Linked DNA regions of Mus musculus: all the other regions are linked to region 2. A link is a loop called in an ENCODE intact Hi-C map of the cell type or tissue named here. Cell type or tissue: heart. All regions are shown on one strand. Each heading gives the region's core, and the rest is flanking DNA. Links, peaks and the distances in the headings are about the cores only.

The links. A loop is a pair of places that touch in the nucleus more often than their neighbours do. Peaks named below come from ENCODE experiments on the same cell type or tissue, not always from the same donor. Only the 100,000 strongest peaks of a DNase experiment are listed, where the experiment ranks them.
Region 1: a loop joins it to region 2, with 7 times the contacts of the local background. A loop is called at or near these places in 31 of 42 quality-filtered maps.
Region 3: it touches region 2 in a loop (3-fold over the local background); 29 of 42 quality-filtered maps call a loop at or near these places.
Region 4: it touches region 2 in a loop (4-fold over the local background); 13 of 42 quality-filtered maps call a loop at or near these places.

What each region holds. Positions count from the first base shown.
Region 1 is chr9:20,738,466-20,742,751 of GRCm38, reverse strand. It overlaps Gm39299 (a long non-coding RNA gene), which reads right to left. Exons shown (of 4, transcript XR_003948292.1): 2 at 984-3,988. It also overlaps a transcript of Olfm2 not described here. Among named protein-coding and RNA genes, the nearest start is that of Gm39299, 13 kb to the right of the region's middle. In heart, for the core only: no CTCF peak of the experiment used is centred there; a DNase peak (open chromatin) is centred at 2,081; H3K4me3 peaks cover 347 bases; H3K27me3 peaks cover 1,124 bases.
Region 2 is chr9:20,828,932-20,833,217 of GRCm38, reverse strand. No RefSeq gene overlaps it. Among named protein-coding and RNA genes, the nearest start is that of Rdh8, 13 kb to the right of the region's middle. In heart, for the core only: CTCF peaks have their summits at 1,818 and 2,021 (motif pointing right); a DNase peak (open chromatin) is centred at 2,137; H3K4me3 peaks cover 303 bases; H3K27ac peaks cover 283 bases; H3K27me3 peaks cover 1,626 bases.
Region 3 is chr9:20,755,261-20,759,546 of GRCm38, reverse strand. Gm35860 (a long non-coding RNA gene) reads left to right here and starts at 421. Exons shown (of 3, transcript XR_379174.1): 1 at 421-511. In heart, for the core only: a CTCF peak has its summit at 2,342 (motif pointing right); a DNase peak (open chromatin) is centred at 2,335.
Region 4 is chr9:20,660,297-20,664,582 of GRCm38, reverse strand. Pin1 (protein (peptidyl-prolyl cis/trans isomerase) NIMA-interacting 1) reads right to left here. Exons shown (of 4, transcript NM_023371.4): 3 at 2,175-2,285; 4 at 871-1,408. The coding sequence ends at 1,299. Among named protein-coding and RNA genes, the nearest start is that of Pin1, 10 kb to the right of the region's middle. In heart, for the core only: a CTCF peak has its summit at 2,073 (motif pointing left); no DNase peak of the experiment used is centred there.

The DNA of each region.
Region 1 (4,286 bases), core at 881-3,380, 90 kb after region 2:
GTCCTCTGTAGACCTGGCTGGCCTCAGACCCAGAGATCCTCCTGCTCACACTCTCATTAGATGCAGAGTTCATACTCTCACTGGACCCAGAGTTCACACTCTCACTGGACCCTGAGTTCACACTCTCAGGGGACCCACAGCTCACACTATCACTGGACCCAGAGTTCACACTCACACTGGTCCCAGAGGTGACACTTTCATAGACCCAGAGCTCACATTCACACTGGTCCCAGAGTTCACACTCTCACTGGACTCAGAGCTCACACTATCACTGGACCCAGAGCTCATACTCATAGGACCCTGAGTTCACACTCTCACTGGACCCTGAATTCACACTCTCACTGGACCCAGAGTTCACACTCTCACTGGACCCTGAGTTCATACTGGACCCAGAGTTCACACTCTCCTGGGACCCAGAGCTCCCACTTCAGCTGCTGCCGCTGAGGAGCCCTCTCATCTCAGTCCTTACAGTCTTGGATCACAGGTGTGTGCACCTGTGCTTGGTGTTTGTGTGGGATTTGGATTCTGGTTTCCATGCTTGTGCCACAAATTCTCCATCCACTGAGCCAGCTCTCTGGCCCAAGTGTATGGTTCTTGAGTAGCTTAGAGCTGCAGGGAACCTGACAGTCCTCTAAGCCTGCCATCTCCCCTTGAGCAGGTGTCCTCTTCCCAACACCTGAAAGTCCTCCTTGAAGTCTTACTTTGTTTACTTTAAAATATTTTCGTTTTTGTTGAGACAAAGTTACACGTAGACCAGGATGGACTCACTATGTAGCCAAGGATGGCTCGCACACCTGATCCTCCTCCTTCACTCTCAAGTGCTGGGCGACAAGTGTGTACCCCACCCATGCCCACTTTATCTTTATCTTAATCTTATCTGGACTTAGGGCCAATGCTTTAGGGGTCCCCACAGGCTGGGAAGGACTAGTTCGACTTAGTCATATACCCCAGGGCCTTTGCACTTACCACTCCCTTCCATTTACCTGGGTGTTGTTCCCCTTGGACCCTATATTTCAATACCCTTTCCTCTTCTTTCTGCTTCAATCACTTTCTCTCAGAAGGCTGCTGTGATCGGCCATCTAAAATCATTTGTTTGAGACAGTTATGAAGTGAGACACACGTGCAGGCTGCAGCGTCACAGTAGCCATGCTGAGGACTGGGGGGCTCTGAGTAAACTGAGAGAACACCAGGTAGAGAGGAAAGCCTGCACACAGCGAAGGTCCCCTCCCCCACCCCAGGCAGGACAGCCAGCAAAGGCAGGGCTCTCTCTCACACTGCTAAGAAGACTGTACAAGTGGAAACTCGAGGATTGAGCTGATCGAGGGCTGAAGGTGTGTAACCAACAGTCGACAAGATGCTTGCCTGTTTTATATGAAGCTCTGAGTTCCAATCCTCAACACCACACAGAACCAACTATGGTGTCAAATCCGGAGTTCAAGGTCAACCTCTATTCCAGAAGTTTGCAGTCTGTGTGTTTAGTGGGTCACATACCAGACATTCTGCATATCAGGTAAATACATTACAATTCATAACAGTGGTAAATTACAGTTTTGAAGTAGCAACAAATAATTTTATGGTTGGGGTCACCACAGATGAGGAACTGTGTTAAAAGGTCTGAGCATTAGGAAGGTTGAAAACCACTGCTCTATTACATAACATAGTGCTTGAGACTAGCTTTGGCTACATGAGACACCCCACCTCCCGCAGCTCTATAAACAAAACAAATCAGGCAGATGTACATAGCTCACCACCCAAAGCCCTGGATTCTGTACCCAGAATCCCAACTCGCAGAAGAAAGACTCTGGCAGGCGATTGCCACTAATTTGGGGCTAGCCCAGGTTACAAAATGAGACCCTGTCACAATGAAACAAAATGTATGACTCACACAGTTCTGGACTTTTTCACAGAATATTTTCTGTTGTTATCTGAAACTTCAGAAAGCAGACCACTGGAGAAGTGGGAACCCCTGTGCCCAGGGAGGTGCCTGAGATCACGGGTGTCAGCAGAGGCTGAAATTCCACGGAAGGGCGCTGCTACTCAGAGCCGAGCTGAACTTCCTTATCCTATCAAGGTGTTAACCTCCCAGCTTGTCTGGGGGCGGGGAAATCAGGACAAACTGCGTGAGGAACCTCCTGGGGCTGGGCTCAAAACTGAGGAGCTGGGGCGACACCTAGTGGTGGAGTGAGGTTTGTGCAGGACGCGAGGGGTGTGTGTGCTTGTGTGAGTGTGTGCACGCCCGCCTGTGCGGGCATACATTTAACAGACATACCTTGGTTAGGGCTCCTCACAAGCACTCCACTTGGTTTTGTTGTTGGTACTGTTTGTTTGGTTTTGGTTTTCCAAGACAGGGTTTCCCCGTGTAGCCCTAGCTGTCTAGGAATTCACTCTGTAGACCTGGCTGTCCTCGAAGTCACAGAACTCTGCCAGCCTCAGCCCCCGTAGTGCTAGGATTAAAGGCGTGCGCCACCACCCTCTGGCTTTATTTTGTTTTTAAATTTTAATCACATTTATTTATTTAGGAAGGGGAGAGTTCTTAGCTTGGTGCCCACAGGAAGTCAGAGATGTCAAGGTTAGACGACAACTTCGGGGGTCAGTTCTCTCTTTCACTGTTTGGAACTCAGGTCTTCAGGTTTGGCGCCAAGCTACCTTAGTCTCTGAATCTTCTCACCTGCATCACTTCGTGTTGTTGAGAGAGGATCTTTCACTGGCCTGGAGCTTACCAAGTACGGGACTGGGTATGGTCACCCTAGGGCTGACAGATTTTCTCACATCCAGAGAACCAAGAATCCACACTAAGCACAGGGTGGCAGCAGCCCCAATACGCTTGGTACATCTGTGCCTCAGGCTAGTCTAAGAGGAAGCAGGAAACACCTGAGTGGAGCTAAGAGATTGGGTGAGGTGTGTTTGGAAAGCTGTTCACCTGAACACCAGTAAACTTAGAGTCTCTGGCTCCTGCCCCGCTCCTCCCCACCCCGTTCCTCCCCCCCCCACGCCCGTGTGTAGGTATGTGTATGTTAGCATGTATGTGGCCAAGTGTGCATCTGAAGGCCAGAGGTTGGCATCTGTGGTCTTCCTAGGTTGCTTTCTATTGTATGTTTTGGCGTGATCTGTCCACGTACTTGGAACATGCTGCTCTGGTTAGTCTAGCAGGGCAGCTCTCTCTGAAGTTCCTATTCCCACCATGTGAGTGCTGAGGTTCTACGCAGCCCACGCCCACCTGACATTTACACGGGCTTTGGGAATCAGAACTCAGGTCTTCATACTTCATGTGGCAAGCACTTTACCCACTGAACCATTTCATTTATTTACCCGAGTGTGAGCGTGTGTCTGATTCTGGCGGCCAGAGGACAGCGTGCAGGAGTTGGTTCTCTCCTCTTACCATATGGGTTCTAGGGCTAGAACTCAGGTCGCCAGTCTTAGCAGCAATCTCCTTTACCTGCTAAGCCATCTTGCCAGCCCCTTTACACACAGTTCTAATGATCTGTACTACTGGATGCCAAGTCCTACTTAGAAGACAGAACTATAAAATGTCACTGCACAAAAATAAAGGAAGTCAAAAGTAAAGTCAGTCAAGGCCGTGAAGAGGATACACAACTCCTCATTCCCTAATCCCAGAGATCCCGATTAGCCTCAAGAAAAGCACAGTGAGGCTGGAGAGATGGCTCCACAGTTAAGAGCACTGGCTGCCCTTCCAGAGGACCTGGGTTCAATCCCCAGCACCCATGTAGCAGCTCACACGTGTCTGTAACTCCAAAGTATCTGTCCTCCTCCTACAGACATTCATGCTTTAAGGCAAAATACCAGTCCACATGAAATAAAAATAAACAAATCATTTTTAATATAAAAAGAAAGAAAGAGGGGGCTGGAGAGATGGCTCATCAGCTGAGAGCGCTGGCTGCTCTTCCAGAGCGGCTGAGTTCAAGTCCCAGGACCACATGGTGGCTCTGATGCCCTCTTCTGGCCAGCAGGTGTATATGCAGATAGAACACTAAAAAAAAAAAAATACATAAATCTTAACATAAAAAAAAAAAAGGAAAGAAAAACACAGTAAATACACTGAGAGAGGGATGCTTTCCCCTTGTTTCTCTGGTAATTTCAGTGTGACACACTGGTGACAGGGAGAGATGAGAGACACAGCTCGCTTTGGAGAGTCTGAGAGTCTACAAGTCCAAGAGACAGATGCAAGCTGGGTACGGTGGTACATGCCTGCCATCTTAGCTCTCTGAAGGCTGAGGCACAAAACTTGAAAGTTGAAGGCTGGCTTGGGCAACTTAACAAGCCTTTGT
Region 2 (4,286 bases), core at 968-3,467:
GCATCATGCTTGGCTGCTTTTGCCTCCCTGCCTCCCTCCTTCCCTCCATCCCTTTCTCCCTGCTTCCCTCCCCCTCCCTCCCTCCCTGCCTCCATCCCTGCCTCCCTGCTTCCTTGCCTGCCCTGCCTCCCTGCCTCTCTCCCTGCCTCCCTGCTCATCTGCCTAGCTCCCTCCCTGCCTGCCTGCCTGCCTGCCTGTCTGCCTGCCTGCCACCTCTCACCTGTTACATGCCTGTTCCATGCTCCCCACCATGATGGTCATGGATTGAAACTGTGAGCTCCTAACAAACTCTTACTTCTATTCATTGCCTCAGTCACTGTCTTACCACAGCAATAGAAAGGTAAGCAAGACACCCAGTTTCAAGTTATTAGACAGCACTGAACAGGGCAGAAATAAAGGATCCTGTGACACAGGTATTTCTGCCACAGACATGGCACCCTCTTTCTTTGAGTTGTTCAAGCAACTTAGTGAATTGGAACAGCATTACACACTCAGTTTGCCCAGAGTGGAGGAAATACTTGCCATAAACTGTGTTTGTAAGAAACAAGGCACAGAGAGGCTGAACACCTCAAACAGGGCCACACAGTATGCTTAATGATGGGACCGAGCTCCAGAACCTGGGTTGAGGTAGGAATTCATGGAGTCAAGGTAGGTAGGTGTCCTAGTTTGTTTTCTGTTGCTGTGATAAGTGCCAGGACCAAAAGCAACATTGGGAGGAAAGGGCTACTTAGCCTTACAGTGTACAGTCCATTCAGATGGGAACCCAGGGCAGGAACTCAAAGCAGGAACCTGTAGGCAGTAATTGATGAAGAGGAGAAACTCTGCTTGCTGGCTTGATGTCCATGGCTTGCTTGCTTTCTTTCTTTCTTTCTTTCTTTCTTTCTTTCTTTCTTTCTTTCTTTCTTTCTTTCTTTCTTTCTTTCCTTCCTTCCTTCCTTCCTTCCTTCCTTCCTTCTTTCTTTCTTTCTTTCTTTCTTTCTTTCTTTCTTTCTTTCTTTCTTTCTTTCTTTCTTTGAGACAGGGTTTTTCTGTATAGCCCTGGCTGTCCTGGAACTCACTTTGTAGATCAGGCTGGCCTCGAACTCAGAAATCCGCCTGACTCTGCCTCCCGAGTGCTGGGATTAAAGGCGTGCACTACCACGCCCAGCTGTCTATGGCTTTCTTATACCTCCAGGACCACCTGCCCAGGGATGGCACTGCCCTCAATGGGCTGGGCCTTCTCACATCATCATTAACCAAGAAGATGCCTCACAGACTTGATCCCAGGCCAGTCTGATGGAGGCAACTCTCCAATTGCTGGTTCTTCTTCCTAGATGACTCAAGCTTGTCAAAAGTTGACAAACTAATCAAAACAAACAAACAAAAACCCTCCCCAGTACCACAGTACATCAGGAGACTAGTGGGGCGAAGATGTAGGCTCCCCTGGGCTAATTTGAAATCCAGGATGTGGGCTGGTATAGAATTGTTGTTTCTAAAATACACGTTAAAGATGTGTGTCTCTGTGTGTATGTGTGTGCGCACATGTACCACATTCCTGGGAGGGCCAGAGGACAGCGTGCAGGAGTTGTCTTTCCTTCCAGCATCTGGATCCAGAGATCAAACCCAGGTCCTCCGGCTGGCCAGCAGCTGCTCTCACCCCCTTGGCCGCCTCATCAACCCTAGTTTGTGTTTTGAAGCAGGGTCTTCTGTAGCCCTCAAACTCACTATGTATCTTAGGATGACTTTGAACTCCTGACCCCCCTGCCTTTACCTGATCAAAAGTGGAAAAACAGACTCAGTTTACGTGGTGCTGGGCATGGATCCCTGAACTCCCAGCCTTCTATGCAATCTGCCTACTAACTGAGCCACAGGCCCTACAACCAACTCGCTGGTGCTTTGATTTTCAAAAGAAGGTATCACAATTTAGAGCAGGCTGTCCTGAAACTCGCAGTGGTCCTCCAGCCTCAGCCTCTTCAAGGTTGGCAGGACAGGCAGAGCTCTGCAGACTTATAAATGGTCAAATTCCCCTAGCTCATACGTGGCCACCAGGGGGCGCTAGGAGCTGGTGACTGGCAGGGCTCCTCGCTCTCAGGTCCCGCAGGAATGTTGCTGGCGGAGCGAGGCGGCTGTTGGCCTCCATCCCGGAGCAGCTGCTGCTGCTGCGGCTGCCATCCGACTCGCCTTCCCCTCCCTGGGACCTGGGGATTTGAAGCTCAGAGGCACGGGCGGGAGGAGTGGACTTGCAGGGACTTATCTGAGCAGAGATGAGTGGCCTGGAGCCTCCCACTGCCTCCAGGGCATTCAGCCCAGGGCTTCCCGGGAAAAGGCTAGGCAGGCTTCATGTCCATTACCAATGTCCATGTAACTGGCAAGGGCTGACAATTGATTAGACACCTAGTGGGTCCAGCACAGAGCAGCAAAGTCTTCCCTAGCAACTCTGAGTTTACGGAAGAGGAACTGAGGCTCCCCAGAAAGGCGCTGTTTCTGTTCAAGTGGACCCCATCAAGAGTGCCTCAACTAAAGGGCACCAAAGTAGTCATTCCCAGCTCCAGCCCCGTTGTTCTAAGGACATCACATACCCTAGGTTGGCTTCTGTTTATGTTAGCCGAGGATGATCCTGAACCTCTGATTCTCCTGCCTCTACTTCCTGAGCACTGGGTGTACAGTTATGGGCCCTGCATCTGCTTCATTTTTAAAGATTTCCGCGTGTCTGCGCATGCCTGCACATGCATAAGGGCCTTGGCTTGCCTGTGAAGGTCAGAGCGTTACCCATGGTGCGGGACCACACCTTCCAGCTTGTTTCAGACTGAGTCTCTTGTTCTCGAATCTGACTTCCATCTCTCCCAAGGACTAGGAATCGCAGTTGCTTCTACTACTGCATCCGGCATCACGTGGGGGTGGGTTCTGGAATCTGAACCCTGGTCTTCAGGATTTCAGCAAGTGCTTTCTGAGCCATTTCTGCAGCCCAGTTTGTATCTTGTGGCGTAAGCTGGCCTTAAACTCACTGTAGAACCCAGGCTAGCTTCAAACCTACAATTCTCCTGCCTCAGTTCCCACAGCTGGATTAGCAGGTATGTACCCAGTCCCCAGAGTGCTTCTAATTACGGCCTTTAATTTCCCTGAGGCCTGACTTCCTCACCTCTCTGGACACTGTGTATCTCCCTGCCTCCTCTGGGAGTCTGGACAGTGAGGACACTCCCGAGGAGCCTGTTAGGAGAGAGAGTTCAGAAGCTGGCCTTGTCTGTCTGTTTTTGTCGTTCTGGGCATGACAGAGATTCTCACTGCATTTGAACCGAGCTTCCAACCTGATAGCCCAGGACAGTTGTGAAAGATGAAGCAGCAGGGACAGGAAAGGCCTACCAGCTTACTGTGCCTGGGTAGTCAAGGAAGGCCTCTTGGAGGAAGCAGCATTTAGGCTGAGATCATAAAGTCATCAGCAGGCAAGGTGGCACAAGTGCTTGTGGGCCCAACTATTTGGGAAGGCTAAGGCAGGAGAATCCCTGAACCTAGGAAGTCAAGGCTAACCTGGGCAACATGCACAGGCCTTGTAACCATAAAAAGGTAGTGGGCTGGGGAGGGGGGGCTGGGAGAAATCTCAGGAGTGAGGAGATGCTTACTGCGAAGTGTTTGCCACACAGCGTGAGGGTCTCTGTTCAAATCCCCATAGTTGATGCAGTATCCTCTGTCCGTGAGCCAGGACTGCACAAGTCATATATACACACACAAGGCTAAGAAGCTAGCAAGTGCATCAAGTGAGGGATGATAAGTTGGAGAGGAATAAAGAGTGCATTGTTTCACAGGGGTGACTGACAATGGAAAGACTGGGGAAAGACTGGGTGTGGTCCCAGTGAATGCAAGGTTGACTTGAGCTTCACGGAGACCCTGTCTCAGGTGACAGAGAGCTCTCCTGGCATGCATGAAGTGATGGGTTCCACCTCAGCTCTGAACAGAGCAGGCATCGTTTGCACACCTGGCACTCTGGAGATGGAAGCAGGAAGACTAGGAGTTCAAGGTTACCCTCAATTATATAGTAATGTCAAGGCCAACCTGGGAACTCGAGACCCTGACTTACAAACCAAATGACCAAACAAACACAGCAACAAACCTAAGACCAGGTTAAAAAGAAAGAAAGAAAGAAAGAGAGAGAGAGAGAGAGAGAGAGAGAGAGAGAAAGAGAGAGAGAGAGAGAGAGAGAGAAGAAGAAGAAGAAGAAGAAGAAGAAGAAGAAGAAGAAGAAGAAGAAGAAGAAGAAGAAGAAGAAAGAAAAGAGCCAGTGTTATGGAGCAAACTTTGATTCCAACGTTCTG
Region 3 (4,286 bases), core at 1,011-3,510, 74 kb after region 2:
TTGGTGTTGTTGTTTGTTTGTTTGCTTGCTTTGGTTTTTCTAAACAGGGTTTGTCTGTGTAGCCCTGGCTCTCCTGGAACTTACTCTGTAGACCAGGCTGGCCTTGAACTCACAGAGATCCTCCTGTCTCTGCCACCCTAGTGCTAGGACTAATGGCATGTGCCATCACTGCCAGACCTGTTGTTTTGTTTTCAGGACCGGGTCTCACATAGTTCAGGCTGGCCTCGAATTCACCACTGAGCTGAGGACCCTTGAACTCCTGATCCCCCCCCCCGCTTCCACCTCTGAGCTGGGGTGACAGGCATGCACTACCACACTCACTGTGACTGCCGGCGCTGTGGTGTTTGTACATCAGTTGCTTAAGATTCTGCCAGAGCAACTGGAGGCCCAGTTCCCATCTCTGTTACTGGGTCAAGGAGCGCATGCATGTGCCTGATGCTGGCAGGTCCCCAGTTCTCAGGCAGCAGTGGAAAGACACTGACAACTGACTGAAGGGAGGAAGAAGTCTGCGGTGAGCCCAAGGGTCTGGGTGAAACTCAGGCCTCCCTTGAGAGTTTCTCTGGGGACACAGATGGGGCCTGTTCTCCATGCTGTGGAGGCGGCTAGGCAGGGGGGATTGGGAGACTGATGTGGATGCTGTCTGGCAGGATCCTGAGGAGATGCCAGATGGGAGAAGTGAGGGAGCACTACCTCACCCTGGCGTGGACAGGCCCCACAGACACTCCTGCTACCTCCAAATCTGGAAAGGGCTGGAGCTGGGGCTGTGTTGGTAGAGTGCTTGCCTACCCTGAAAGCTCTGGGTCCCATCCCAGCACCATATAAACTAGATGTGGGGATGCACCTACCAGCCAGCACCTAAGCAGTGGAAGCAAGAGGACCAGGAGCTCAAGGCCATCCCCACAGGGTACTTGCAAGAAAACAAGGCACTAGGGCTGGGTATAGCGCAGGAGTACTGTGCATCTAGCATTCTTGAGGCTGGAGTTTCAGTCTTAGCATAGCAGGAAAGAGGGATGGGAGGGAGGAAAGAGAGGAGAGAGGAGGAGGAAGAGGAAGGGAGAAAAGAGAGAATACAGGAACTAAAGAGATGACTCAGCCATTAAAGCTACTTCAGAAGTTAAAGCTACTTCAGAGGTTAAAGCTACTTCAGAGGTTAAAGCTACTTGCCACTAAGGCTGACAACCCGAGTTCAATCCCTCACATAGTGAAAAAGAGAACCAACTCCTTCCTGTAAGTTATACACAAAATGATATACATGAAATAAATAAATGTGTGTGTGTGTGTAAGAGAGAGGGGAGAGAGAGAGAGAGAGAGAGAGAGAGAGAGAGAGAGAGAGAGAGAGAGAGAGAGAATGAGAATTCAAGGAAGAAAGGTGTGAAGGGACTTAGCTCAGGGTTGTTGATCTGGAGTCATACCAGAAGGTAGCTTAAATTAAAGGAGGAGGGCAGATGGTTGCTCACAGTCCTGAGGTCTCAGGCTGCACAAGGAGGAGTCTCTTTCTGCTGGAAGGATTCATGAATACTTCCTGGAAGGCAGAGGCAAGTTTTTATCTGGTTACATAGCAAGCAATAGGCAAGTCTGGGCTACAGGATGCTAGTCTTAAAACAAAACAACATCTTTAAAAACAATGTGTGTAAGAGGTGTTTTGTATGTGTGTTGAGTGTTTGTGTGTTGTGTACAATGTGTTATGTATGTTGTATTGGGTATGGTATGTTGAGTATTGGATATGTTGTGTTCTGTCTATGCTATGGTATATGTGATGTGTTTTGTGTAGTATTGTGTTGTCTGCTTTGTGTGTTGTGCTACATATGTGCTGTGCTGTGTGTGGTCTATGTTGTGTGCTGTGACTGTGGTGTGCGTGTCAGTGTAGGTGTGTGTACATGTCCACGCACGTGCATGCACATGTGGAGAGAGGCTGATGTTGCGTGTTTTCTCTATTCACTTGTGCTTTGTTTGTTTTTGAGTCAGGATCTCCCAATGAACTTGCTCATTGGCTCAGCTCTGCTGACTGGAGCTTCAGGGATCCATCTAACTCTGCCCAGATCCAAATAAGTGCAGAGATCAGAGGATCAATCTGCCTGCCTCCACCACACCCAGGTCTTCTCCTGGGTGCTGGGTGCCCTCATGCTAAAGGAGCAGGCTCTTTATCAAGTGGAACCCCACCCCACCCCACCCCAAACACATCTTCAGGGTTTATCTCTGGGAAGCAGGAGCCACACCAGGAGCTAGGGTGTGGTGGTGCTTTCCCCTCTCCCCTCACTAACGTTTAGATAGTGGAAGCTTGGCCTAGAGGTTAGTGGAACCTTTAAAAGGTGGGGCTTAGTGGAAGGTAATGCAACCACTAGGGGGCGCTGAGAGAAAGCTCAGTAAAGAGCACTGGCTACTCTTGAAGAGGACTTAGTAAGGGCATAGTGAGGTTATGGGATTCTTTCTCTCTGTCTCTGTCTCTGTCTCTGTCTCTCTCTGTGTGTGTGTTTTGAGACAGAGATTCTCTATGTACCTCTATCTCACTGTAGACCAGGCAGGTCCTGAACACACAAGGGTTCTACCAGCCTCTGCCTCCGAGTGCTGGGATGAAAAGCCAGCACCACCATGCACTCAAAGTGGATCATGCACAGATGAGGGTGGCTTCTGCACTCTCTGGCTCTCTGTCCTGCCTTGTGACTGACCTCTTTCCTACATGCCCACTACAAGCCCCCTACCCCACCCCCACCCACACCCCCTACTCCTCCATTCCCTTGCCCCCACTACCACCACCATGAGTGTCTATCTAGAGTCTAACAGATGCAAGTGCTCTGCCCTTGAACCTCCAGAGAGACTTCTGTTGGTGGTGGTGGTGTTTTTAAACCTTTTATGGATTCTTTGAGAATTTCACATCATGCACCCCGGTTCCACTCACTTCCCCAACCCTTCATATCTGACCTCCACCCTTGTGGAGGTCACCCCACAAAACAAAGTAAAAAATAAAAAATTAAACAAAACCCAAATCCATCTGCCATGGAAGCTGTGTCATAGTGCATCCCACAGTACACCCTTTCCACACCGCTTTGCTTGCAAATGTTCGTTACAATGAGTCATTGGTCTGGTTAAAGGTTTCTGGTTTCTGCTATGCTATCAATACTGGATCCTCACCAGGACTCCTCTCTGATATCCTGTTGCTGCCCGGTGTCATGGAGATCCTGCAGCTTTGGCTCTGCAGGACTGGCCTCTTCCTGCACTCCAGCAGTTCATCCATGGGGCAGATGTTGGGATGGGACAACTCAAAGTCCTGGATCTGGGCCTGGGTGGTGTCTGAGGTACCAGCCTGACAGCTCTCCCACACCCACACCACCAGGGTGAGCTCTCTTCCAGCACTGCCTGGGCTAGCTCACCTTATGCTGCAGCCAGCAAGACAGGGGCCAGCTCTCTTGGGGAATGCCATCAGGGCCAGCTAAACTCTGTGTGTGTGTGTGTGTCTTGTGTGTGTCTGTGTGTCTGTGTGTTTTTGTGTGTGTTTGGGGGTGTGTGTGTGCTCTCCAGAGTGTTACAATTGGTGAGGGGCAGATACAGTTCCTGGTTCTCATGACTGGGGGTCAGCTCTGGGGTGGGAGTGGGGATGGGGGTGGGGGAGCATCTCTCCTGTGCCCACACCACCTCATGGCAGACAAGTAGCCAGAGCTAGCTCACTATCACACCCTGGGGTCAGCTTGCTTGGCTCCCACCACCAGGGCCAGCTTTACTATGTTGCCCAGGCATGGTGCAGGGCCTGCTTTCTGAGTACAGCCTGGAAGGGGTGGGGCCAGATCTCCTGAGAGCCACAGCCAGTGGTGGGGGCAGCTCTCCACAGCCTCTGAATATTAGCTTGGTCCCTGGAGGCAGCCCAGACCAGGGACATCTGCATGGCCTTTGTTATAATATGAGCCACAGACATCAACACAGTCCCCTGCTGCTGTACAGCCATGGACCCAAATGTGGCCCTCAGTGGCAGCACAAGTTGGCACCATGGCCTTAGGTGGCAGGGCAGGCCACTCACAGCAGGCTGTTCCTCTCCACCCTCAATCTCCAGGTCCATGTCTCTTCTTAATGTTCAAACCATTCGGCTTCTCTTTCTCTCCCACATGTCTATCACTTACCTTAACATTGCAGTGGCTCCCACTGCGGTTACGTCACACCACGGGCAAGCCTTTGGGTGTCTTGCACACCAGAGCTGTGTGGCAGCGGCAGACCTATAGACCTCTGTTCTTTTAAATTAAAAAAAAAAGTGTGTATGTGTGTGTGCGCGCATGTGTGTACATTTGTCATGGCGCACA
Region 4 (4,286 bases), core at 567-3,066, 170 kb after region 2:
TGACAAATGCTCCAGCAGGCGGCTGGCAAAGAGCGATTGCTCTAGAAAGCAGCCAGATGGGAGCAGGCTCAGGTGACTCTGTTCATGAGACTCAGGCCTGTGGGGAGGGAGGGCTCTCTTGGGGTCCAGGCTTAATGTTGCTCTGGCCCCCAAGCCTTGCTGGTTAGAACATCCCCCAGGCTGGGCCCCCCATCACTTGTGGGTATATGCAGAAACCTTGATTGAATTCTGAGCCCTCAGTCCTTAGGCTCAGAGGCAGTTGTGGGAGACATAGGGCCCTAGCCAAGGTGGGAGAGTCCGCCTTCTCTCCCCACCTGCCACTCAAAGCAATATCCATTTCCCAGCCCCCTCCAATAGGATCTCTTTTCTTCTGGGAGCTGATAAAGCCCCCCTCTCCTCCAGTTGAGGGGGCCTCTGTTACCATGGAAACAGCACCTGGAGAGTGCTAGGTCTTGTGGCTGAGCCCAGGAATATCCAGTCAGAAGTGGGTGGCAGATGCTGGGTGATTTGTTCTCACCAATAAGCAGTCTGTCTGTGTGCTGAGGGGGAGGGATGGGCACCGGGGGTGTGCCAAGGCAGATGCTAAGCCAGGTTCTCTTGGGATCACTCCAGACCTAACAGCTGGAAGTGGGGTGGGGTGGTGGGGTGGTCTGCGCATACCTGAACAGTCCCCAGGGTGCTTATACAAGTGGGTCTGGACTGGTGGGGCTCAGAGGTATTTGCAGCCCTGGGAATATAGCTAGTGGAAAGAATTCTTGCCAGCACCCCCCAAGCTGTGGAAAAGAAGGTCTTTTAGAGCTAGAGAAGAGTCTGGACACGTGGGTAAAAGCCCCATCCCTGAGACAAGGGCCCCACACCTCACCAGGAAGGTAATGATACAGGACCACCAACCAGTGGTTCCAGATTTAATGGAAGGTGCGTAGGGTGCTGCACTGCACCCTGAGGCTGAGTTGCTGCACCGCCAGGTATGGAGCGTCTGCTTTTTGCAACTGAACAGAGGAACGAATGGAGCATATAACTAACAAGAAAGAAGGCCCTCCTGCCTGCCTCTGAGACCTGGGGGATCAGGTCACCTCTGACCCCCTGAGCCTGGGGGCCTCCCCATCCCCACTGCCCTTCTGAAGTCAATTCCTCCAGAAGGAGCCTGGCTAGGACAGCCCCGAATAGGGGCAAACAGGGAGCGGGATGCTCAGAGCCCCTCCCAGTCATTTTAGGAACAATAAATACTGTGTGACAGTAGCAGGAAGGGCATCCGTGGGCTGTGTGGCAGCCAGAGCAGGCTGGCCAGGTGCCTGCCCTCATTCTGTGCGCAGGATGATATGGATGCCCGAGTCCGTGAACACGGGCCCACTCATCTCCCCTGTCCGTAGAGCAAACGACGCATCCTCAAATGGTTTCTGCATCTGACCTGTGAAACAGCAGACAGTGGAGGTCAGGCACAGGCTGCACAGCAGATGGGGCTCCTGCCTGCATTCAGTCTCAAGCATATTCATCATGGGTTTTATAGCCCTGTCACTGTGCAGTGATGAGCTGTGGCCCAGCTGAGAGCCACAGGCCCATTAAGGAGGCCCCGGGAAGCCCAAAGACAGCGTGGGATAGTAGGCAGAGCTGTGCTGTACATTTAGACACACTGCATGATGAACTCTGGATTCCTGGCTGAACATTATCTATCCTGCAGGGAGGTGGCCAGGGCTGACAGCAGAGGCTTGCTACCTGACTCCAAGGCAGGGGCCCACACCTCACACTTCCAGCTCACGCCAAAGAGATGAAGGAGAGAAGATGGGGGAGGAAGAAGGAATCTACTTTCCTCTGCCCTTGGCAGATAGGTCTGAGCTCTGGATTGTTTCCCTTGTCCATTTTCCCAAAAAACCTGCCAAAGGGGCAAAGGAGCTGGAATGCTCAGGGGCCCGTCCCTATAGCTCTACCAGAGATGCCAGTGACAAACCAGAATCACCTTAATGGGCCTGTGAGGGGGACAATGATCCTGGGAGGAAAGACACTAAGGAGGTTTTATATCCCTTTTGCAGTACAAAAAACCCAGGCCAGGAAGCCTGAGGGCTATGCTGCCACCTGGTGGACAGGAAGGCCTGTGCTCCGGAGCTGCCCTCCTCAGGGCCTTCCGCCCAGAACACTGAGGGAAAGTGCTGAGTGTGGTGGTGCCCACTCTTGCCCACCTCTGCTGAAGGGACCCAGGTCTCCCCTGGCTTTGGCAGAGCTGCAATCACTGAACTGTGAGGCCAGAGATTCAAAGTCTTCCTCTCCTGACTTAATCTTCTGGATATAGCCTGTAGGGATACAAGGGGAGAGCCGCGCATCAGACACATAGAGGCCAGACAGGATGCAGGAAGAACTGGACACACCTAGGAGCTAGGCCAGACCTGCCCGACCTGTGCACCCAGTTCCCTACAAGGTTATGCTGATCGCACCCACAACACCTCCCATACCCTCAGGCCCAAGCAACCACACCCTTATCCTGTGCTCTTATTATGTGCACCCATGAAGACAGTCCTCCCATGTGCATGTCCCAACGGTGCAAACCAGTCGCCCATCCTCACGTGCCTATGACCATAGCACGATCTGAATAGCCAGGACAGTCATCCACGGTGCACAGGAATTGAAGCACCCATACACGCAGTGACCTCTTCTCAGGCCTGGACACAGAGCTGAAACCTCACAGCAGATGACTGCCCACCCCTACTCCTGGGGCAATGTCAAGGCTCTGGAGACCTGCAGCCAGCTAGCATGCAGCCAAGCTCTTCACTGGAGCTGGTGACCTCTTCAGCTGTGGGCAGTAGGAGTCTCCACCTGCGCAACACGGAGGCACAGCAGAGTACTCGCTGGGGCACTGAGGTTGTAAGGACTGTGTGTGAGTGCCTGTACAATGGTCCCATAGGCAAGGTTCCACACTGTATTGGCAGAGCTCAGGAGACATTAAAGCGGCTCTACTGGGTTGTGACTCTCCTGCGGGGTCAGGAAGCCAGGGCTGCTGGAAAGAAGGTGAATAGTGACTGAAGCAAAGCCTCAAAACAACAATAACAAAAATCACTTGTCACACGGCCTGACTATCTGGGTTCTATCCCTGGGACCTACAAGAATCGAAGAATCAACTTCTGCAAGTTGTATCCTCTGACCTTCATACACTCTTACCAACCCCTCACCTAAACAAATAAAAACAAAGTCAGACAAACAACAAAACAGTTGAAAGGACCCAGGCTCAGGGGAGTGAGAGCACAGTACCACGTATGCGGATGCATGTGAGCCTGTGCTATGCACTCTCAGACATGTGCAAGGTGGGGAGACTACCAGGCACCTGGTCTAGGTAGCACCTGAGGTGGGTAAGAAAGCCCTAGACACAGACACAAGACAGCCCATCCTGTCCCCATCTTCTGACTAACTTGCAGCCATGGCACACAGAGACTCCCAGGGCAGCCACCCTGACCTGAGCAGCTCTCTCTCAGTTTTCCCAGATGGCCTGGACAGGACTCTGTCCTTTTATCTCCGAGACATAGCCTCCTATGCAGCTCAGGCTACTCTTGAATCCTCAAACTTCCTGCTTAGCTCCTGGAGTGCTGGTCACGGCCATGCAATCTACATGAGGCTCCACAGGGATCTCTGCACATCGGAGGGTGGCCTGCCGTGGCTGCTGCTGGACTCCCACCCACACTTCCCACCCGAGCTGCTCAGTGTGCACATCACTGAAGGTCCCAACTGGTGCCTGTACAACAAGTAACGTTACTAGCTGCTACAACCAGTGCCTTGAGGGCCAGGAACCCAGCTATTCCCGAGCGCTCAGGGCCTCAGGCTCCTATTGCCTGACACAGGGGGCAGGCAATATGACTGACTGACTGACAGCCAGGAGTCACCCCTATCTGAATGTACTACATGGCAGTTACCTTGGTATTTGGTCTACAACCTGCCAAGGCACACCTGTCTATCAAGGGATCCCCAGCTCCCCTCTTTCTGCCTTGGCCGGAAGAGGCTGTCTCTATAAGCCACTGCCTGGAGTCTGTCAGATACACAGGACTGTGGCTTGACCTGTACATCCCAGTGACTTGTCTGGCAACCACCCTTGGTATCAAGAGTCCCCTAGTACAGAATGAATCCTATCAGTAACCCTGACCTGGTAAACTCCTGATTCGCATCTCCCTGGCTGTCTGGTTGTGTTCTTCTGTGGGGATCAAAGGATGTACTAAGGAATTTTGGCCAGCTCCAGCCCTGTGGCAGTGTCACCTAGTTGTAGCCAAGGTCACAGGGAAATGTAGATGGGATAGCCAGAGGGCTTCTTA